Regions from separate parts of the Mus musculus genome. Here all the other regions are linked to region 2. Evidence: chromatin loops called from intact Hi-C (ENCODE). Cell type or tissue: left cerebral cortex. All regions are shown on one strand.

Evidence for each region. A loop is a pair of places that touch in the nucleus more often than their neighbours do. Peaks named below come from ENCODE experiments on the same cell type or tissue, not always from the same donor. Only the 100,000 strongest peaks of a DNase experiment are listed, where the experiment ranks them.
Region 1: it touches region 2 in a loop (13-fold over the local background); 2 of 42 quality-filtered maps call a loop at or near these places.
Region 3: it touches region 2 in a loop (4-fold over the local background); 2 of 42 quality-filtered maps call a loop at or near these places.

The regions. Positions count from the first base shown.
Region 1 is chr10:112,260,221-112,268,220 of GRCm38, reverse strand. No RefSeq gene overlaps it. Among named protein-coding and RNA genes, the nearest start is that of Kcnc2, 5.8 kb to the left of the region's middle. In left cerebral cortex, no CTCF peak of the experiment used is centred here; DNase peaks (open chromatin) are centred at 3,859, 4,570 and 7,915; H3K27ac peaks cover 181 bases.
Region 2 is chr10:112,478,455-112,486,454 of GRCm38, reverse strand. No RefSeq gene overlaps it. Among named protein-coding and RNA genes, the nearest start is that of Gm40764, 180 kb to the left of the region's middle. In left cerebral cortex, a CTCF peak has its summit at 3,891; DNase peaks (open chromatin) are centred at 2,410, 4,052, 4,364, 4,797 and 3 more places; H3K27ac peaks cover 2,182 bases.
Region 3 is chr10:112,750,377-112,758,376 of GRCm38, reverse strand. It overlaps 1700010J16Rik (RIKEN cDNA 1700010J16 gene), which reads right to left. Exons shown (of 7, transcript NR_040579.1): 3 at 1,805-1,951; 4 at 966-1,158. Among named protein-coding and RNA genes, the nearest start is that of 1700010J16Rik, 27 kb to the right of the region's middle. In left cerebral cortex, no CTCF peak of the experiment used is centred here; DNase peaks (open chromatin) are centred at 4,380 and 4,740.

The sequences.
Region 1 (8,000 bases), 220 kb after region 2:
TTATCCTTCGGAAGAAGTCAGAATTTTCCTATGACTTATAGATGTAAAACAGAGACTGTGACCTGGGAATCTGAAAACAAGATGTGGGAGAGGAAAGGGTGGGCCACATCTGCTGAGGGAGAACTGGCACACAAGCAGTGAATGGAAAGCCTTCTCTGTCTCCCTGTCAACAGAAGAGCATCCTAATACAAACATCCAGGATCCGTTACATAAGATGGCCAAGAACAGAAAACCCCTCTGGCCAACTGATTCCACTGATCTTGCTGTAAAATTCAGATAAAAGTGAAAAGACAACAAAGCATTAAAAGATGATGAGCAAAACTGGGGGGGTGGGGGGCAGGGAGGACAGCAGCGCCAGTTTTCTTTATGACTGGTAGGGAGCAAGAGTATAAAAGACGGTATGGACAGTACAGCTCGCAGGGAAGCAACGGGTGGATCCCTTTGTGTCCTGGACTCAGCATCAGGGAAGGCTACAGAAAGGGGGCATTACATCATCATCACAGGAACTCTGGATCTCCTGACAATGTGTGGTGAGCCTGGCATGCTGGCTCACGCTGATGCCAGCACTCGGGAGACCAGGGACAGAGGACCATGTTCAAGGCTCCAGCCTGATTCCATGGTGAAATGGTGAGGTGTAGCTACCATGATGTGGGGTAGAGAGTGAGCTCCTGTCCAAAAAGAAAACTCTATGACTCAGAATGACGTGCTTGTAAAGTTTAACAGCTGAGCAGATCAAATCATTTAAAGTGTAACAACTTTTTTTTAAAGTCACCCTTACAGCGTAATATATTCATAAACAGTCCCTATCCAGTAGATGAGAAATACCCATAATTTCCCTCCAGATGCCTCTTGGGCAGGGACCCCAAACTAGCTCAGCTACTGCACTCTGCAGAAATACAAGGGAAGTAAAGCTCTTGAAGCCTGATGACAAATGTGCACTTTTAAAAAAATACTAATTATTTTTCAATATGCATGTTTTAATCATCACTTAATGACCCACTCTGTTAACCTAGTCAATTCTACTCCACCTTAACAGTGAATCAGAGACTAATTTGTATAGAAACTGGTTTTTGTTTTGTTTTGTTTTGTTTTGTTTTGCCTTTTTGTGGCTCCGGAGACTAAGAAGTCCAGAATGAGATGTCTAGACTGTCATGTGGACCTTTGTTCTGTGTTCTCACATAGAAGAAGAGCAGAAGGGAGAGAGAACTCAGTTCCCATGAGTCACCGCATGATTCCATGCTTCTTACCTAAACATGTCAAAAAAAAAAAAAAAAAAAAAAAAAAAAAAAAGACCTCGCCTTCCAACACTGCCGAATGTGGGAACAAAGTTTCAGTACACTTTCGGGAACACACAACCAGACCATAACATTTATGCAACGCATTTCCATTCCTACCCAAACTAATCATTCATGTTGATTATGATGAGGTAGACTTCAATAAGATAAATTCATGATTTTAGAACTTGACAGTTTCATTTGTACGTAATATAAACTACAGCTTTTCTCAGGGACTCGGGGTCTGCATAAATATCTATCACAGCAAAGATATGTATTTAGTCAGTTTGAACTTACTGCTTACTTAAAATAATTAATGTGCAAGTGTTCTGAGGAAAGGCATTTAGGTTAAAAGAATAGAAATATATATATATAGGATGGCCTTCACCCATAAGCATTTAAAGAGAGTTGAAAATAGCCTCTTTTGATAGAAAAATCTGCATTACTGTCTTCTGCACCAGCCATTCACTTGAAACAGATAAAAGTGGACTGGGAAGGATACTAAGTCCTTAAAGTGCTTGCCATACAATGGTGAGAACCTGAGTTTGGATCCCCAGGACTAGTAGAAAAAGTCTGACATCACAGGACTGATAAACAAAACATCTAGTATCCCAGGGCATGCCTTGGAACCTCAGCGCTAAGCAGGCAGAGACAAGACAATCGTTGTGGCTCATTGACCATCCAGTATAGCCAAGCAGTGAGCTCCAGGTTCAAGGAAAGAGCCTGTCTCAGAAAATAAGATGAAGAAATCGAAGAAGATACATGGCATCAGTTTCTGTTCACCCCAACACACACTTGTACATGCAAACACACACACACACACACAGATGTAAGCTAGACAGATCATAATGATGAAGATGAATGAGTGATAGTTATAGGTGATAGACAGGAAGGTTGATAATAGATAGATAGATAGATAGATAGATAGATAGATAGATAGATAGATAGATAGATAGATACATACATACATACATACATACATACATACATAGACCAATAATAAATAAACAAAACATACACTTTAGTAAATAACTAGTAGTCACCTTATACTGTTTAGTAAATAACCATTAGTCACCTTATAGTGTTTAAAGTCCTAACTCATAAAGAGGATACTATTGAATATCTTTCCTGAGGTGGTTGGTTGCCCTCTATATGAAGATTAAATTATCAGCAGATATCAGTAAAATACATACTCATTATTTTTGCTCCTAATTCATGGATGCTAGATAAGACATAATTAAAGTATTTTTAGTATTTTCTTGTCTTCTGTCTTCTGTTGTCTAATATGAGTATGTGTATGCCCATATATATGTGTATATTTCACCTGATTATTCATTGTTGCTGAACATTTTCTTTAAAATATCCCAGCCACAGTGAACCGCTACACTTAAAGTCTATTGGAAAGGGTCTAAGTACGTCCTTTGAAAGGCTTTTCGTAATGCCAAAGCTTTATCACGAGATTCTGCTGTGACTGACTTATTCTAAAACCTTGAAAATCAGTGGTCTCGGTATCCTACATTCTTCGACCACTCAGATCCCACAGTGGTCTCAGCATCCAACAGCCAACAGGACATTGGACCGAATCTAACATTTATGAAAATATCCCAATACATTAACTGAACATTCTGTCTGCAGTCATGTTATGAAGGAGTGCAGCCAGAAAAGTAGTAACTTTTATTAAGAGCAAACCAGGTACACCAAACAGTATCTATCATGTATCTTCAACCAATCTGCCTGTGTATGTGCGCTATGTGTATGCATACATACGCACATGAATGCATATGCATGTGTGCACATATAGTTTTATTATGAATTATAGTTAAGTCTACCAACTAATCATTTAAGTAATCATTTTTCCTGTTTGACAAATGATTATCAGGGCAATGAAGGGAACAGTATTGTTAGTAATTATATCAGTCAAAGCTTCTCTAAGTATTTAATTGAGAGATAAACTATCAGCAGCGTTTGGTTTAACCAACAGTTTGGTTAAATGCATGCTAGGGGTGAGGAGGCTAGGAGTGAATTTTTCAAATCACTTGCCCAAGTTCATAGAGTAAGGAAGAAAACCCTGCTATTATTCAAGCCCATAATTTTTTATTTCAATGTCCATGTCTAGTGAGAGAATATGTGATAGATTCACAGTTTGAATGGATGTATAACCAGGATATCTATAGGAATTAGTAGAAGATATAGACATGACAAAAAACACACACACACACACACACACACACACAAATCTAACTTGATACATCCCGGTCGTTCTGTAAATTGAAAACTCATTATCAAAATATATCGGAATTCCTTCACACCCTTAGGTTTCATAAATAGCATACAACAAAAACCGTAATCAGAACAGGCAAGTGGGTTTTCTTAAAAAGAAGTCTGCTTGGATTGGGTTTGTACTGAAGAAGAATAGACATCGTGAGTCACAAATAGTGTTCTGCAAAGATTGGGAGCAATCAGACCGGTTTCCTCAGGAAACAATGAGGACTCCAGGAATGAGGAGCTAGAAGCATCTCCCAATAAGACGAGAGCATGCCTAAGCACAGCTCACCAGTTCAGTTTCAATATTTAGAAAGACATCTAGACAGGTGGAGGCTCGGGCTTCTGAAAAGACACTTTCTGCAGCTTTCGAATAGAATTGAAGAGGAGTAAAAATAACATCAGGGCAAAGAAGCAGTTCTGGAGAGAGGAACTGTACTCAGAAAACATTATTGAAATTCTTTGCCTTTAGCCTGGCCATGGAAATATGCTTCTCTGTTTTATTTCAATTTGATTAGTTCTTCTAATGACACTACAGGATACCAGAAATGATTGTGCCATTTGGGAAAGGGGTGACAAAAATATTATGATGCCAATACAAATTAGTATGTCAAAATAACTCCTCAAAGGATATGCTAAGCCATGCAGGGGGATAGACATGGATTATCCCAGGGCTACATGCACAGTTTTCAGAATTCTGTTAGGCAAAAGAACCCACCGTCTCCAATATCATATTTAAATGTATAACCAGCATTCTCTGAATTAACCAAATCGTTTTATTACGATAATTAAATTTGGACATTTACTTGGATTTAAGAATATGTTTAATTGCTTTTACAATTTAACTCTGACCCCTCAGTTCATATCTGTAAACTTAATTTCTACTGTGATAGTATTAAGAAATGGGCATTTAAGAGACAGTTTAAGCCACGATGGAGGCAGAGCAGAAAACCCTCCTAGGTTGGATGCGGGCCATTGTAAAAGGCTTTGAGGAATGGCTGCCCTCCTACTCCACCTCCTCCCAGGCTTCCTCAAGGCTCTGAGACAAGCTGCACATGTTGTACTCAGCATATGCAGATGCACAGAGCAGCTTTCATTTCCTCAGGACACTTGGAAGTCAGAATTGCAATTCCTTGCTTAATTGCTTGTCTCTTTTGCTAGACTGTAGGTACTGGAATTAAGTACATCTCAGCCACAACGGTAGACCCAATATGCAAGTGAGTGGCTGGGTTATAACCACCACCACACTGACAATAGAGATGGCACAGATAAAGAGACAGCTGTTATAGCATCATGATATAATGTGACCACAAATGCCATTATTGTGAGAATAAGCATTTTCCAGCTTCTGGAGATAAGCAATTTGCATGTCTTCTTCCTCTTAATTGTCTCAATACTCTGAGGGTATATGAACTATAATTATTCACATATTATAAGTAAAGATATGTTTACACAAAAAATCATATCAGTTGCCTTAAGTCAAAGCCATGGCAATTTAAAGGAATAGCACTTGAACTTAGAGGTTTTGCTTAACACCATTGTGTTTCCTAGCAGTATTTATTTCTGTTGCGTGTTCAGAAGTGAAGGGAATGGCTCCTTAAAAGTTTGAGTTAACAGAGTTTTGGTATCAGACTCTGTTGCTGTTATATCTCCTACACTGCACTCTCGCTCATTCACAATACAATCTTGTTTTCAACTGCGCTTCAGTTTCTTTACAATTCTAATTGGGATTCCTCTTTGGAAGTTAGACAGCCGTCAATATGCAAGAAGTTTATGAAATGCAAAGGTTTTAGTAAACATTTAGGTCTTCCTGTATCAATATCTTCTTAACTTTTATGTTAATTTTTTGGCTATTATATGTTTTTATTCCTTTTCTTTTTTTCTGAAATTATAATGACTTCATGTCTCCAGTTCCTTTCCTCCCTGCAAGTCCTCCCATACACCCCTCCTTGTTCTCTTTCAAATTCATGGCCTCTGTTTTTAATTTATTGCTATATGCATATGTGTATGTAACATATAAAATATATATACTCCTAAGTAAGACCTGCTCAATCAGGACGATGTTACATATATGTATATTTTCAGGGCTGACGACTTGGGATTGAATTACCAGTTTTTTATGTTCTTCCCTGAGTAAGACTGTCTCTTCCCCCAAATTGGTATGGCTAATGCTGTTGCCTTCTTCAGCTCAAGTTTAGGCAGTCAAGTTGGTGAGACTTTATGGCATAGCTTGGACATTATTAGGAATCAGTCTCCATTTTTCACTGAATGCCCTACTTGACATTAGTCAGATGCATCTGGATGGGAAACTTCTTGCTATATGGGAGAAATCATTATCTATTTTGTACTTGATATAGGTTAGAGGCCAAATACCTTCAAAATGTTTGGCTTTCCCTGTCCAGTGATAATCCAAGCTAATATAAATCTCTTAAAATCTTGTATCAAATAATAATCTACTCTAATCTAAACAAAAGTTATAGCCAGACATCTTTCCTCTAAGGAGTGGCTACACCTTGGGAGCCCAGTAAGGACACTCATATCAGAGGCTCAGGAGTGACTCCTGCAGTAGGGAAGGTCTATCGGGCATATCTGTACATTCTTTAGATGGCTTCAGTCTGACTGAAAGAGTCTGAGACACCAACGTCTATCCTTCCTAGCTTCTAATACAGGCTTCTCATAGCCCTAGTTAGGTTTCATTTGTTTAATACTCTTTTCCTGGAAGAGACTGAGAAAAGAAACAGCTTTAATTTTCAATTCAGCAAGTTCTGTCTCACATAATTTCTCAAAATTCTGCTGAAGTTTCTTCTCTGATGTTTCTTTTCTTCTCTTATTTTATCACAACTACAAAAAAAAGCCATTTGTCACTTTCTACTTTTTCCCCTGCCTGGCCCATGAGTTTATTAGAGTCCCTGTCTAGTCCCCTCATCATCGTAGACTGCAGGACTGGGAAAGTCCATGCTACTTCATCAGTCTTCAATAGTTCTTTCTCTCATGCCCTCTGCAATGTCTTTGCAGCTCCTATGATCCATTTCCATTGTGTTCCCTCAGCTTTCCACTACGGCTGGGCCCCATGGCCAACAGCAAATTCCTTGTTTGATTATAGTAGCTTCACACTCACAGATTCAAATTCTGTTCTGATGACACCTTGCCTAACAAATCACTCCAAGGCTCTGTGGTTTAAAACAAGAGCCACCAGGGAGTTATCATTGCTGATGGTTCTCTAGATGAAGAGTCTGGGAGTATTGCAGAAAGAGCTCATCCAGGCTTGGTCATATTTTTGGCCTCCTGTTACCTTAAACCCAGCTTTAAGCTGAAGGCCCACTAACATTATTTCTAGGTTTGAATATACTGAGTGACTTCCTACCTTAGGATCGCTTCCTATTCTTCCCTGCTCCCTCCTCTGGATCTCTAGTCTTTCTGTTCTTTTCTTGGATTGTCATTCAAGTCTTCTCAGAGTTAATGTCATGGAGTGACTGTCCTGACACATAGCTCATATCTGCAGCCGTCACCCAGAATCCTGGGAGGGACATCACCTTGCTTAATGAGACAGAGGGTGTGAACTGAAGTCAAAAGGAACGCAAGAACCCTCTTGGGGAAGGAGTGTTAAACTATGAATATTGTAAGTATAATTTCATGCCAGCATATTCTTTCTATTCCTGAATAATGGTGGTCTTGTAAGGAGGAGCTATTCACAATTTAAGTATAGGCTTCTTTTATCTTCTTATGAACAGTGGCCAGTCCCAAAACTCAACACTCCTTGCATCAAGAGTGTCAATCACCCCTAAACTGTTTGCCCATGATGCTTCAGCCCCATATCCTGGGAAATAGCAGCAAAATAGAGTGAGAAAATGTCTAGCATAAATCCAACGTGTATACATTAATAGACATTTAAAAATATCTCTTAGGTTCTCACCATTCCTCCCTAGACAACAGAATTCAAAACGAAAAGGCAAATTTAGGAATTTGTATTGCCCTTGGGTGGAAGATTCTATATGAGAGTGAAGTGTGCTGTGATGTCATTCCAGATGCTAAATGTTATTAGAAAACAATAATTAGATCGTCTTAGAACAGCCTCTTCCTCTAAGAGAAAAAGGAAAGGAAAGAAAGAAAGAGTCGATTGTAATTTTTCTCCAAGTCTTAGAACTGTGTGCTCCAAGAGAATATCATTAAACATCAAGGCTCATCTCTTCAATCTGGAGTTAGAAAAAGCATTTTAATTTTACATGCACTTTTTTTCTTAGTAAGGAAAATGTTTCCATAGAATCTAACTCATGGGAATCATACTAGAATCCATTACACAGTGAAAATGATACAGAAATATCTCGCTGCCATTACTGGACTAAAAAGGCAGAGAACGGCAGCTAACTTGCACTACCCATTAACAGAAGAGAGAGAGCCCAGAAGCCCTATTCTGAGGCTGGTGAAATAAACATCTTCAGTCACTTCCTGCGGAGAAAAAAAAAA
Region 2 (8,000 bases):
TTGAATTCCTATCAATCAATAGAGACCTCAGTAACATTTCCATCAGTCTACTTGTGAAACTCTGATGTATCCTCTTTTGAGGTGATCCCTGCAGGTATCAGACAAGGACATGAACCACTCAAAGAGATAAGAATGAAAACCTGGTGCAGATTGACTTAGTCAACCTGGATCAGACTTTGGGGAGTCTAACAACAGGTGGTTTATTCCCAACGTGTCTAAGCCCAGTATAATTTTTGGGGAAAAAAGTTTCCTAGTGTAACACAATTGCTGATGCACAAGAAAGAGTAATTACATTGAAACTCACAGTAGTGTTATTTCTTCCAAGAAGACCACCTCTGGTCTTTGTTTTGGGAGCATGGGGGAGCCCCTGGCTATAAAAGTTATGTTTACATTACTAGCCACCCCCTAGTCCTGGTTGTGCAAGCTTGTGGGAACTCACTGGATGTAAGGATCATTTACAAACCTCTGACCTTGCTTGTAGGAGCTTGACATGGCCTGGCCCAAAAGAAAACACAGATCACCAGGTTGCTAATTACTTCCAATTCCTATCTTGCTGGATGGAAGAACAGGGTTTTTTCCTATTGGAAAAATAATCCTGCCTGCTTCACATTCCTGGTTTCCCTGGAGATCTGTGGGCACAAGGATCTTCATGCTCTGCTCACAACCTTCTTTAATATAAATCCATTCTGTAAGCCATGTACATTCATGTAAGACTATATTTACTGTGTGCTATATGGTATGGGAGTTAATATTAGTGATTAAGATTGGAACAAAAGAGCAGAGCATATTGGTTGAGGTATTTAGCTTTTAATCCTAACACTGGGGAGGCAGAAGCAGTCTCAAAAGGGGGGAAAAACTATAAAAGTGCATACATTCACCTTGGTCAGACTATAAAATATGTAGGATTTATCCAGCAGCATGCTGGCATTCCATTCACTGAGCCTTGAGGGTTTATTTTTATTCAATAATCTCTGACACTGGTGCAGAGACACATATGCTTGTCTATGCTCATAACACTGTTAATTTGTAAAGCTTCCTTTGCATTCCAGACTGTATTTGTTTCTGTGCCTGGATTTGAGCAGCATGTATAAAGTCAGAGCTCATCCTGTCTCAGGCATTCTTCATCGATCATTTATTGAAGGAGAGTTTACCATTTGTCTCACAAATGCTAAAGCCATCTTTAAGTTAGTTTTCCTGTTGTTAAATTTGCTGATTCCTCTTCCTTTTGGTTCCCACTTTCATGAAATAGCTTTATTTCTATTAATTAATTAATTAATTAATTTATTTATTTATTTATTTATTTATTTTGCAGCTTCTCGTGCTTCATGTATTAAAGCAAGTCCAGGCTTGTATAGTTTTATTTTGTACCGGCAATCATTACGTAAGGATCTATTTTGTTATTGTATATTTTTGCCATCGTTTTAATTTTATTCCATTTATACTGTTCACTGAACATATAATCTCTTTCTGATGTGAATGTAACACATGCTAAATTTATTTTTACCTACAGGTTATTCTCAGTTTCGGCTATGAGTCAGAAACACACGCACGTGTTATCTGCTCCTGTAAGTCTCTTCATTTGACAGCATCCATTCCGTCTTCCAGAACTACAGGACGTTTCAATTTATTTTCAAACTCTCTCTAAACTCTCGTGAACTTCTCCTCATCCCTGTGTCCATTATTTGAGTCTATGCCTACTTTTGATTTCTTTTGTAAAGAAAAGTAAATAAGTAGGTAATATATAAATTGATAAATATACCTCTATATAGCATGTCGGTTTGTAGAGAGACTTAATGTGTACATTTGTTTTACCTAGACACTGTAACTTTCAATTTCATATGCAGTAGTCCCCTGTGACTCATTTTCTGGCATTTGTCGGAGAGTACATTCTCCAAGAATCCATGGGGGAAAAGGCTGGCATGTGTGCAGGAGAGGGGAGTGGGACTGTCCCACTTTGGGGGATTAACTCTTTAGGCATTACACCTAACAATTTTTAAAATCCCACTCCTGCATATAAGTAGCAGATAATCTAGAAAGATAATATTAATCTGCCTTTATACTTTTACCAAGCTGCTGCACAGTTCCCCCGCATAGCAGTACCCTAGTTTTCCAGCACTGCTAGCTTCATAGTTTTCCTGCATGGCTCTACTCCATCTTTCCTGTATTCAAAGCCAAACTCGCCATTTGTCTGGAACTCTGTTGATGGAGGACTATTCCTCCTTTCCGGAAGGGCAAGTCTTTGTTTTTGTTTGAAACTCTGGGCGATTTCAGTCTGATTTGTTTCATTTATTTCAGGTTGTGAGCAAGAAGCATCACTCAGATGCATATTGCTATCTCTTATGATTCTTAGAAAATCTCATTAGTGTTGAAAATTGCATTTTCCTCTTACAATCTCTTATCTCCTCCTCTTTCCTTCTCCCTTTCTTTTTTGTTGCTTTGGGTGTTTTGTGGGTGTTTGTGGTGTTGGCAATGGAATGCAGGGCCTCAGACAAGCCAGTCAAAAGCTGTTCCCTGAAGCTGCATCCACGACCTTCCTTCTCATTTTGATACAGTGGGACAAAAATCCCTGACCTCATCTTTCAAACTACTAATTTTCAGTTCTACTCATGGTGCTACACAAAGTTTTCAATTTCTCCTTCCCACCCCATTTCTCCCATCCTGTTTTGAACATGGCTTCTTCGGGAGCATGCTAAACAAGCAATTCTACAGCTCTATAGCTCTCTGTTCCTTTGTTTGTTTTGTGTTTTGTTGTGGTATGGAGTTAAAGTCTCTCAACAAGTTGCTCAGACTTGGCTTGAGCTCTCTGTGGCTAAGGCTGACCTTGAAATTCTCTTCCCTCAGACTCTTAAATAGCTGGGATCACAGGCATGGACCACCAGACTGGGTTCTCCGGCCCAACAGAGTCAATCTCTGTCTCTCTCTCTGTCTCTCTCTCTCTGTCTCTCTCTGTCTCTCTGTCTCTCTGTCTCTCTCTCTCTGTCTCTCTGTCTCTGTCTCTCTCCTCTCTCTTGTCTCTTTCTTCCCCTTTCCATCGCTCTCATCTCTTCCTCCCACTCCCTCTCAAGACTCAGTGGGTATTACTCCTGGCTCTGCCACCATCAAGAGATGGGGCAGAAGGTGAAAGGAAAATTGCAAAAATGGAGATGGTAATATTCTGAGGGTGCCTGAATTCTGCTTTATCGTTTTTTTATTCTGCAAGACCTGTGTCCTTTTGTCACAGGATGATGACAACTGATACTACTGGTTTTGTTTCTCCTTTGTAAAGATCTTCAGGAGGAAGGGGCAAACTTCTAAGTAAACACTTTCTTGCTCCCATCAGACTTTCCAGCCATGGCCTCTTTTGTTGTTAGTTTGCCCTGGCAGCAAAACCAGAAATATCTGTCTTCTGGTGTGTCTCATCTCATCTCATCTCATCTCATCTCATCTCATCTCATCTCATCTCATCTCATAGAAAACCCCAGAACCCTCTCTGTTTCTGCTACCTCCTGAGCAATGAGTCTTGAAAACAGGAAATAACAATTCTGATAAACACATAAACAGGTCTAAAATTCTATCAGACAAAAAGGGTTTTGAATTTGTATAGCCCTTAATTTTGGTTTTGAATTTTTATGATAAGGAGTTAATGTGAAAATAACTTTACAAAGTTATAAAAATAAGTCTATAAAAATACAACATAAAGAAATTGCACTGTTATTGAATATTAATGCAATGCTTTTTTTAAAAAAGTCATCGATTGCTAACTAAATGAATTATAATAAGCAGGAGGAGGAGGGGGAGGAGGAGGAGGAGGAGGAGGAGGAGGAGGAGGACGAGGAAAAAGAAAGGAACAGGCTATGACAGACATCTTCCACTAGGCTTTCAGAGCACAGAGCACACTCAACTTCTTTGAGACTTAAACTTATTTTTATCTGAGCTCCCCTCCTACAGAGGACGCTAAAGGGACTTTCAGACTCACGCCTCTGCTGTACAGTTGTTGGTATTTCCTCAAATTTCTTATAGAAACAAAATTACTGCCTGGGCCGGATGGAGCCTAAGCATGTGTTAAGGTCCATGTACGCCACTTCCTGGCTGTTCAGTACTTTAGTGGTGACACACACAGTGATAACTGCAAAGATAATGATGAGGATGGATATCGGCAATGACATTTTGGTACAACTGCTTTCTTGAGACCGAGAGCTTGCTCCCAGATGAGTGATATGTACTGATGTGTCTTATCTCTATTGTTGCTTACTGTAACCCAGAAGCTACAACGCCCTGTTCAGCATTTAGGGATGCATTTCACATTTGCTGTTCTGTCTCGTTCTCCAGCCTTGTAACATGGGGTATGAGTCACTGAAGATCCCAGATCCTCGGCCTCCAGGAACTCACCTCTTTCCCTAAGACCAATGCAGTTACTTTCAGGATCAGAGTCAAGCCTTAGGGAGTAAAGGAGTGTGCCAATTAAACACCAACCTCTATTCTCAGCCCCTCCTTCTGCTTCCCAGCCTCTCAGGGATACCTTCTGAGGACAACTTCCTTGGAAATGTTAAGTTCATGATTTTACCTTTCACACTCTCAGCAAACCTTCCCTGTGTTCTGCTCTCACAGTGACTTCCTGGCTAATTGGATTTGAGAGGATTTTTTTTTAATGGATAATGTCTTATTTTGCCTGTCCTCTTGAAGGGTATTCAAATAATTATCAGCAACCTACAAGGCTTAACTCAAGGGAATGAAATATGTGGTAATTTTCAGCCCTGTGGCAAGGGTAGGGGAGAAATGTCTTTGAATCACAGGGTGTGGGGGTGGCACGATTCTGGTTTAAGATGAGCTGAGTCACAGGGTGTGGGCAGCTCTGCCTACACTACCCACTGACAGGTTACAAAGCTCTGTGAGAATCAACCTCAAGATACAGGTATTTAGAGGCTGAAGACCCAATCGCCAAAGAATAATGAAAGTCAACAGTTTGGGAACCACTGCAAACATAGCCCCATGTATGTATAAATGTATGTATGTATGTATGTATGCATGTATGTATGTATATATGTATGTATATGTTATACATCAGTTTATTTGGAATATTTTAAAGAGATTTTTAGCAATTTTATTTGCTCTTTGCTGTGTATTTCATATTACATAAAAATAGTAAGGTCAACTAATTAGGAAACTATTTACAATTCTAGATTTCTTTTGTTTTGTTTTTCTGGTTTTCTTACAATGGCCTACAAAGTCTCACCTGGTCTACACCCCCAGATCGTCCAATTTCATGCCATTGAGTACCTGCCCCAGTCAAGCTGTGGTCTCTCTATTCCCTTCCCTTTGATCTAAAATCTTTCCCCAGATTTGTTTCATAGTTACACATTTCCCAAATGCTCCATAAAGCATAGCACTTGCACATCAATCCCTTGTTCCCGTCTGTCTTCTGTCTCTGTTTTTTTTTTTTTTTTTTGAACCAAGGTCCCACACAGCCCAGGCTGACATTAAATCGCTATGCAGTGATAAGTGGTCTTGAAATAATTATCATGATCTTCTACTTCCAGAGAGCTCACATTAGAGGTGTGAGCCACCACACTTGTTTTGTTTTCTGTTTTCCTTTTTCTTTTTCTTTCTTAATTGGCTATTTTGTTTATTTACATTTCAAATGTTGACCCCCTTCCTGGTCTCCCCTCCACAACCCCCCCCCATCCCATCCCTCCTGCTCCCTGCCTCTATGAGGGTACTTCCCTACCCACCCACCCCATTCCTATCTCACCACTCTAGCATCCCCCTATGCTGGGGCATCAAGCCTCCTCAGGACCAAGGGCCTCCCCTCCAACTGATGCAGATAAGGCCATGCTCTGCTACATATGCAGCTGAAGCTACAGGTCCCTCCATGTGGTCCCTCTTCGGTCCCTGGAAGCTATGGGTGGTCAGGTTATTTGATATTGTTGTTCTTATGGGGTTATAAACCCCTTCAGCACCTTCAGTTCTTCCCCCAACTCTTCCATTGGGAACCCTGTGCTCAGTCCAATGGTTGGCTGTGAGCATCTGCATTTGTATTAAGTGTTGGTAGAACCTCTCAGGGTACAGCTATACAAAAGAATTCACATCCACAGCCCTTCTTTATTTACTATATACCCCTAATTATCAACTTTTGAAATATGTTATATAAACAACAGGTAGTATTTTCTGGCTGATGCTCTGGTTAGTAACTAAGGCTTTACAAGCTGTTGTGTACAGCTGAGATGGTTTTGTTCTGCTCTTCTTTTCCTTTATTACAGTGTTGTATATCAAACCCGGGGCCTAACCCAGCATAAGTGGCCACTCTACTCCTCAACTATATCTTCACTCTTGGAGCTTGACGTATTCATCATCATGGCAATAATGCCTATCTGTAAATATGTATAGGTAAAAGAATGTCAATAAAATCAATGCCCAAGTAAGCAACCGTGTGAAAGTATTCCTTTCACTCCTTACCATCAACCAAGAACTAGCAATCAGTTATACTTTATGGCTGAAATGGTAGGTTATGAATGATGCTTTTAGAATGGTCTTATACAGTTGCATGACAAAGGCAATTTGGATTTCCTCAACATGGGTCATATATATTAAATTTACTGTCCTGTTTTGTTTTAGACATTTTCGCCATCGTAGCAAGAGAAACAACTAGAGTTGTTATTTGAACAAACTGTTCTGTTTTGTCCCTAAAATTCTAGGGAGTTACTGGAATCTCATCAAGTTGGGAAAGTGAAAGTTCCTTGATCTTGGTTTTCACTGATAGCTAAAGAGTTGTTGGTATTTCGATGTAATATTTCCCCCCCTGAGGGGAAAACATGTGAAGAGTTACAGACACTCTGGGCTGCCTGTCTCACACTCCACTTTCAACACTACTATAGTTGGTTTCCTTCCAACCTAAGAGGTTATGAACACTGGCATCTCAATGGACCTGCTTCTGTAGGTGCTTGAGTTAACTTGCGGTTCCGTCTGGGTAATGAGTTGTAGAACACTGTTTTTCATCATGACCCCTTACCCATTCTGATTTGTGGACCAACAGTAAGAGGCTGGAACTATAAATGCCACAATGAAAACAAAGTATTAATCCCTTCATATTGATGCAACAGGAATATCTTATGTCTTTAACAGCTGAAGCAACACTAAAAACCTATTTTTTCACTGACTATAGAACCAGAGAAATAATCATCTTTTGTTGGAGATATTGGGCCAGTAGGAAAGTACTACAGTAAGGAAAAAAGCCCCTAAGAGAGGAAAGGTTTATTTTGGCCCATGGTTTCTGAAGTTTCAGACCAGAATCACTTGGCACTGTTGTTTCTAGATTATAGTAAGTAGGCAACCAGAGTGAGAGGCATGTGGAATAGGGAAGATTCTCACCACATTGCTTAGAAGAGAAAGGAAAGCAACAGGGAGACAGAGGCAGAGGACAGAGGAAGAAAGACAGAAAGAAACAAAGACAGAAAGAGAAAGAGAGAGACAGAGACAGAAAGAGAGTGTCCATGGACAAAATACAGCCTTTGTAGTCATGTTGCCAGCAATGAATTTGTGCCAAGCCTAGTTTAATCACTTTGAAAACTATTCTTTACTAAAGCCATTGCATTAATGGAAATTTTCAACATACAAACTAAATAGAGGACAAACATCAATAACACAGGATGTGATTTCTGTAATTATCACCATCCTTTAATCATCTTTCCCCTTCTCAGTCCTAGAAAGGTTTTCCCAACCCTAAAGAAGGTGAACCCAGTATTTCTCTTTCAAGCATTTTATTTACCCTTAATTTCTTTAGCAAGATCAAATAAATTTACTGAAATGCTATTTGAACCCAAAATTGAGTCTTTCCTAAGGGTAATATATTTAAAAAGGAAGAACTGGGTGTGTGTGGGGGGGAGGAGAAAATAGATTGTGATGCTTGGTATATTTTTGTAGTAACTTGCCAAGTTACACATATCTTCTCTGGAATTACGCGTTTCATTGTCAATCAAAAATGAACGTTTAATTCTTAGGTCCGTGTCAGCTACTACCAGTCAATT
Region 3 (8,000 bases), 270 kb before region 2:
TAAACATCTTCACATTTTTCTGAAGAAATTTTTAGATGTCATCATTCATTTATCTCTTCATTATTGTCAGATAGTAATTGGGTTGATCGCTGAGAATACTTTTCTTAGTTTAGTCAAAGGATCAATGGCTATGTGTTAATTGAACATTACCATATGTTTCGCATTCTAGTTAATTATTATGGAAATCATTAGTCAATTACACCAGGAGTTAAAGCAATCAAAAATCCATGATTAAGGAAAAATAATAATGTAAAATGAGTGTGATAGTTTGAGAATAGCCTTTACAGTCTCATACTTTTTTTAAAATTAGATATTTTCTTTATTTCAAGTGTTATCCCTTTTCCTGGTTTCCCCTCTGAAAACCCCCTATCCACTATCCCCCTCGACCACTCACCAAATGAGTGTTATAGTTTGAGAATAGCCTTTATAGGCTAATATATATTTTTTAAAGATTTGGTATCCACTTAGTGAAACTCTTTGGGAAGGATTGGAGGTGTAGCCTTGTTGGAAGAGATGTGTCACTAGAGATTCAGCTCTATGGTTTCAAAAGCCCATACCATTTTTAGTTAGCTGTAAAAATGATTATTAATATTCTGTACAAATTAATTAATGCTGGAAATTTTATGATGGCAATTATTCCTTAACCAGCTAGTCCCCCAAATTATCATATGGAGACTTTTAAATAGTTCAAAGCTTAGGCCTGAGCTGGGAAGACTCTCAAGTAGTTTGTCAAAGTTAACCCGACCACCTCGCCCTATCCAGCCATGTGGCTTTCTGTACTTTCCAGGCCTGTAGTCTTGTCCGTATCCTGGCACAAAGGCCTTCCTCTGTCTTCTCAGACCTCATTTCTTCCTCCCAGGAAGTCCCACCTTCTATTTCCTGCCTAGCTAATTTGCCATAAGATTAAAGCTAAACAGAACATGTCTTAGGTAGGTATGGAAGGAGAGAGATCCAAATTCACACACTGAATTTTTCCAAAAGTTATTTGTCTCTGCCATGTTCTCAAGATGTGAACTCATAGGTACTGTTCCAGCTCCATGTCTGCCTTCCTGATGCCATCTATGCTCCTGATAGAACAGTAGGTCATGGATTCGATGATGCTGAAATGATATGCACAAAGTAAACTCTGTCTTCTATGAGTTGCCTTGACCATGATGTCTGAGTGAAGAAATCGAGAGGTAAATAAGACAATGGGTTAGATGGAGGAAACACCAAGCTATATTTTTAAAATCCTTATCCTTAAGCCAGTATTTCCAAATTGTGATGGAACTGGCAAGGTTGTGGCTCAATCACATTCAAAGGAAAATCCTTAGAAACAGCCTCATTTTCATCTCAAACTGCTGGCACAGTGCAGCCAAATCTGCACACGTTAACCTGCCTCAAGGTATCTCGGGTTGTTGTCTATTCCATTTATCACAAAATAATTGACTTTGCAAAGCCTAGGGATATAACTCTCAATCACTGAGAAATTCTATAGAGCTTGAGAAAATCATCCTTGCCATAAACAAAATTGTGAATACCATCATACCTTTGAACTTATAACAACCATGAAAAATATAACATTTTAAATCTAACCTACACATTTCTGTTGAGCTCCGGAACCGTAAACATATAACCACAGAGTGTACAACTCCAAATGGTAATCCCCAAAACTCTCAGATCCTCACTGTCTACAGAAGATACTGTTATTTTTTTTTCTAGAATAAAGGTTTTGGTCATATTCTAGTTAGCAAATATTATATCATAGATGAAGTAACTTCTATCACATCATAAGCTTTGAAAGTACTTTGGGTTTCTCACTTACATCGAATGAGCCATTCTGCTCTGTGTATTCAATTTCCAAAATTTCTCTTGATTTTTTGTATTCAATGCTTCTACTTGAGGATGCTTGAACAAGTCACCCTTTCACCTCTTGGTCGCTCAACTTTTGCTTTTCCCATGTCATTCCATCCTGTAGTCAAATGTATCTTCTTAACACCCAGAATCAAAATCTACATTCCTCTGTTTAAAACTTTGTTGCATTTCCTTGCTCTTATATAAAGTTACCAAAATCATATAACCAATTATCAGGTCCTATAAATTAGATATTTGATTTTTACTGTTCTTTAACATTATTTAGTTGCTTCACTCTGTGTTTTATTTATGGACCTACATTGACTGTTTTTCTCAGCATACAATTTTACACATTGTGAATAGTGACTAACTATTGACTCATAAATAAAGTTAGAGGGTCATTCTCACCAGTTTAAAAATAGGCCAGATAAATATCTAATAATGAAATGGATGGTATAAGTAGACATTTCACTATATGGTCATGCACACCAACCTTAGTGTATAAAAGTTTCTGGAAAAAATTGGGTTTAGATTGTTAGCCCATAAAGGTTCATATAACTTGAAAAAGTTTGACCAGGGGAAAATGTTTCTGAATTTGCAATGACCAAAAATATTTAAAATCGAATTTATAATGGAAGTCAGGTCTATTGTATGACTTCATGGCTTCCCTGGTACTGAAGACAATTGCTTCCTTTGCCCTGAGAGTGCTGTTGTGTCATACAGAAAACAAGCAACATTGCCTGAAACACCTTAGCTCAGATTATTGGGTGTTATAAATTCCATGGGTCTTCCTCTATACATAAACCATGATTCTTTAATAGAACCCTAATGATTTGCTTGCAGAAAGAAAAAAAAAACAAAAACTTGTGATGCTTTCATGATGTCATCTTTTACTGTATACCAAACTGAGACTTGTTTGCATTATAGCATATTAAAATGTATCCTCATAATCACTCTTTCTAGTTGCTGACTGAACTCTCACAGAGAATCATTAAGCAAAATTTGGTTTGGGATTAGGATGGAACTTTCAGTATCTCTGAAACTGGCTTGTACGTACCTCTGTTTTGTTTTGTTGTTTTGTTTTGTTTTGTTTTGTTTGTGTGTGTGTCTGTGTATGTGTGTATGCTACCTCTTTATATTCAATAGTGTTCTGAGGTATTGATAATTATAAATAAAACTATCAATCATCTCTGAAAAACTCTAAATTGCATAGCACCAACTATTCAGCAAAGATTTAATTCTTTGAATAAAAAATAAACAAGCACATTTACTTCATTGGTATGCCAATTTGTTTTTATCTTATAAAATGGTAAAATTGTAAGTATACCAAATCCAAAGAATTGTTTTAAAATACTTTTAATAACTTATTATGAATAAATGTATGATTTGTATATCTACATTATATATCCAGATACCCACATGAAGAAAAAGTCATGTTTGGAAGATTAAGATATTACAAGAAATCGTATACTATGCAAAAATGTAAAGCCACTCAATAGTTAACTTGTATACGTAATCATTTTGAACTATTTGTATGTTTAGTTTTCAGTAGGCATCACTAATTGCCAGGGCAACCAAATGCCATCTTGGCACGTATGTATTGCTCCATGGCCCTTCCATTACTTTCAGCTTGGAGCTTTTTACTAGACCTCCTCAAGGTTGTGAAGCTTCATGGAGCTTCTTCATGCACCTATAGCACTGTGTTTAACTTAATAGTCTTGCTTTATACTATATTTTAATTCCTTATTTATGCTAGAACATTATTTATAGGATGTGAGCAAACATATCTTTTTATATTATATGTACTTCTCGTAACTTTAATATTGTCTGGCATCATGTACTTCATAAATGGATATATGCTGAAATAATAAATAGGAATTGGAAATTGTTAAACATCCTTAGTTTTCTTAGTTTTTCTTCAATCTAATTTTCACTGCTCCCATGATTCTTTCTCTACCCTTTCCATTATTTTACAAATCATAATTATATTTCTTGTTTTATTGTACACAATTCCTGAGACAGGTTTAAATTATTTCACATTATTCAATAAATATAAGAAAATATGAAACATTTAAGTTGTAATTTTTCTCAAAATTTGAGCATTGCTGGCATTTATATTAATCTTCATAGTCACAACCTAAGACTTTAGAGTGATGTGTTCATATATGAGTAAAAATAAAAGAAAATAGAAATATTACTAATAAATATACTAATATCATTAATCTCAAGTTACTTTATGAGCAACAAAGGTAGAAGAACTATACAATTATGCTGTGATGTAATTGCTTCAGGGTGACCCTGATATTCCAGGTAGCAGATTTATTTAGATGGTATTTCTGTCTTGCTCACTTTACACATTTTCCCAGTTCTTGATTGCAAAAGCAGATGGATTGCTGACTTTATTTTAAGGAAAATAAGACATTATGAACATAGCTCTAAAATATATTTCACTTGTTTATAAATGTGCTCTCTTGAAATGTGGCCAGAAGGCAAAATTCTTTTGCTGATCTTTCAAGCTACTTATTCCTCTAAGCATATGCAATGATGTAAGTGGCCCTGCCAGATGTGACTAATTATCACAAAGAACTTCCTTAATCTAGAATCCGAAAATGCCTACAGCTAAACAATTCTTATATTTGATATCCCAACCCTGATTTGCATAGGAAGTTGTTCATGCAGAAAATAACAAATCTGGGGGAAAAATGGCCTTCAAATGCTAAAGGTAGAAGGAAACTGGTTGTGGAAATACAACATCATGAGTTCTATGTATCTATAATTTACCACTAGTTGAAATTTAAATTGTGCCTGGCATCCAGTGATTTTAATAGTGCTGTGTTAGTCAGCGTTCTGTTACTATAACAAACATCTAAGAAAATCAACTCCTAAAAAGGAAACAGCTTGCTCTGGATCGGTTTCATAGGCTCCGGTCCATGATCCTCTATTAAAGGCATCACAAAATGAATGAGACAAATGAACAAGAGAGAAAAACAACAAGAAGGCTGCTTGAAGACATGTTTCCAATGACAATGACCTAAAGATCTATAACTATACTCCATGGCCTAAAGGTTATGCCACCTCATAGTAGCAGCAATGTAGAAACTAACCAAGCCTTTGCCACTGAAATCTTTGAGAGACATTTAAGATAGAAATCTATGACAAGCACAAGCTATATTCTGGTGGAAATTTTGAATAGGCAATAATTTTAGAAACAATCTGTCAGTGTCTTGAATAGGTAAGGGTAAATCTGTCATATAATTCAGTAATTTCACATATAGGCATCTACCCGGAGGAAACTTTACTTTCAAATATAGACTTATAGAAGATGATTTACAGCAGAGTAATTGACAACATTTGAAATACTATGAATAATTCAAATGTCCATTAACTGGTAAACTGATAAAATAATGTGAACGATCTAGCCATTTGGTATGTAATCAACTTAAGAAATATGAAGAGTAGATATTTGGAAATGCAACAATATCCTCAAGCTTCTAACACATGAAAGAAGCCAGATGGAAAAGACCCAGTACTGTATCATACATCATTAGAATGAAATATCTAGAGGATATAAAACCATAGACACATAAAGAGGGATATAGTGGTGGGATTGCCAACAGTAACTGGAAGGGACCCATCAGTGGTATTGGGGTCTGTTGGAAGTAGTACAACTGCTAGAAATTTGGTTTGTGGTGATGGATACACAACTCTTTAACTCGACCAGATACCCTGAACTTACAATTCAAGTGAGTGAATATTTTAACACATAAATCAAACTAAAGGTATGATTAAAAGATATTTTTAGTAATAAAATGTACACACATTGGTTCATATAGATATGTATATATGAATATATATTCATATACATATGGAATATATGTGTGTGTATACGTATATTCCTGCCATGGTGATGCTGCTGTCCACTTTTAGTGAAGTCTGATTACATCAATTAATCTGATTAACACACCCATCACAGACAAATCCAGAAGCTAGCTAACTCTTCACAATGTACCTAGACATTTGTTTTTTAAGTGGTTCCAAACCACTACTTTAGCTCAGTAATTGTAAAACTTCCCTGACATTTAATTAATATCCCTAGCTTATGAATTGAGGCTACATGAATTGTTTCCACCTGGATGGATTGACAATGGAGAGATTATAGAAATAAATACAAGCCTAGCTGATTCTTGTCTTGCTTTGGAAAGGTAGAGAGACTATGAAAAAATTTTCAAAATCCATTAATTTAGAAAAAGAGCAATAAATAGCTTCCTTAAATGTAAGACATGTGAGTAAAAGATCAAATCTGGAATCTCTCTAATGCCTTTAAAAATCACAACAAACAAAGAAGGATTTATGATGGCAATACTCTGAATTATTGGAAACCCCTGTGTAGTATCTCATGATATCAAATTGACAGTTCTTCTAATGATCTCAATAGTAAATTAATATAGTTGAATTTAACTTAAAACTGGCATTTTAAAATAGTTTTTTTTTGTTTTTTGCATTTTGCATTTTCTTTGATTGTTGTGCCAATGTGGAGAAAAAGAGGAACACTCCTCCATTGTTGGTGGGATCGAAAGCTTGTACAACCACTCTGGAAATCAGTCTGGCGGTTCCTCAGAAAATTGGACATAGTACTACCGAAGGATCCCGAAATACCCCTCCTGGGCATATATCCAGAAGATGTTCCAACCGGTAAGAAGGACACATGCTCCACTATGTTCATAGCAGCCTTATTTATTTATAATAGCCAGAAACTGGAAAGAACCCAGATGCCCCTCAACAGAGGAATGGATACAGAAAATGTGGTACATTTACACAATGGAGTACTACTCAGCTATTAAAAAGAATGAATTTATGAAATTCCTAGGCAAATGGTTGGACCTGGAGGGCATCATCCTGAGTGAGGTAACCCAATCACAAAATAACTCACACAATATGTACTCACTGATAAGTGGATATTAGTCCAGAAACTTAGAATACCCAAGATATAAGATACAATTTGCAAAACACAGGAAACTTAAGAAGAACGAAGACCAAAGTGTGGATACTTTGCTCCTTCTTAGAATTGGGAACAAAACACCCATGGAAGGAGTTACAGAGACAAAGTTTGGAGCTGAGACGAAAGGATGGACCATCTACAAACTGCCATATCCAGGGATTCATCCCATAATCAGCTTCCAAAGCTGACACCGTTGCATACACTAGCAAGATTTTATTGAAAGGACCCAGATATAGCTGCCTCTTGTGAGACTATGCCGGGGCCTAGCAAACACAGAAGTGGATGCTCACAGTCAGCTAATGGATGGATCACAGGGCTCCCAATGCAGGAGCTAGAGAAAGTAGCCAAGGAGCTAAAGGGATCTGCAACCCTATAGGTGGAACAACATTATGAACTAACCAGTACCCCGGAGCTCTTGACTCTAGCTGCATATGTATCAAAAGATGGCCTAGTCTGCCATCACTGGAAAGAGAGGCCCATTGGTCATGCAAACTTTATATGCCTCAGTACAGGGGAACGCCAGGGCCAAGAAGTGGGAGTGGGTTGCTGCGGGAGTGGGTGGGGGTGCATGTCGAGGACTTTTGGGATAGCATTGGAAATGTAAATGAAATAAATACCTAATTAAAAAAATAGGTTTGTGTGTGTGTGTGTTCCTAACATAATGGTTGTAGGTACAACTAATAATCCCATATTTTAAGCCCTAATTTTCTTTTTCTTTTCTTTTCTTTTCTATAATTAGATATTTTTATTTGCATTTCAAATGTTATCCCCTTTCCTGGTTTCCCTTCTGAAACTCTCTATCCCCTCTTCCCTCCCCCTGTTCACCAATCCACCCACTCCTACTTCATGGTCCTGGCATTCCCCTACACTGAGGCATCAAGCCCTCACAGGACCCAGGGCCTCTCCTCACATTGATGACCAACAAGGCCATTCTCTGCTACATATGTAGCTGAAGCCATGGGTCCCTCCATGTGTACTCTTTGGTTGGCGATTTAGTCCCTCGGATCTCTGGGGGTACTAATTGGTTCACACTGCTGTTCCTCCTATGGAGCTGCAACCCCCTTCAGCTTCTTGGGTCCTTTCTCTAGTTCCTCCATTGGGGACCCTGTGCTCAGTCCAATGCTTGGCAGAGAGCATCCACCTCTGTATTTATCAGGTACTGGCAGAG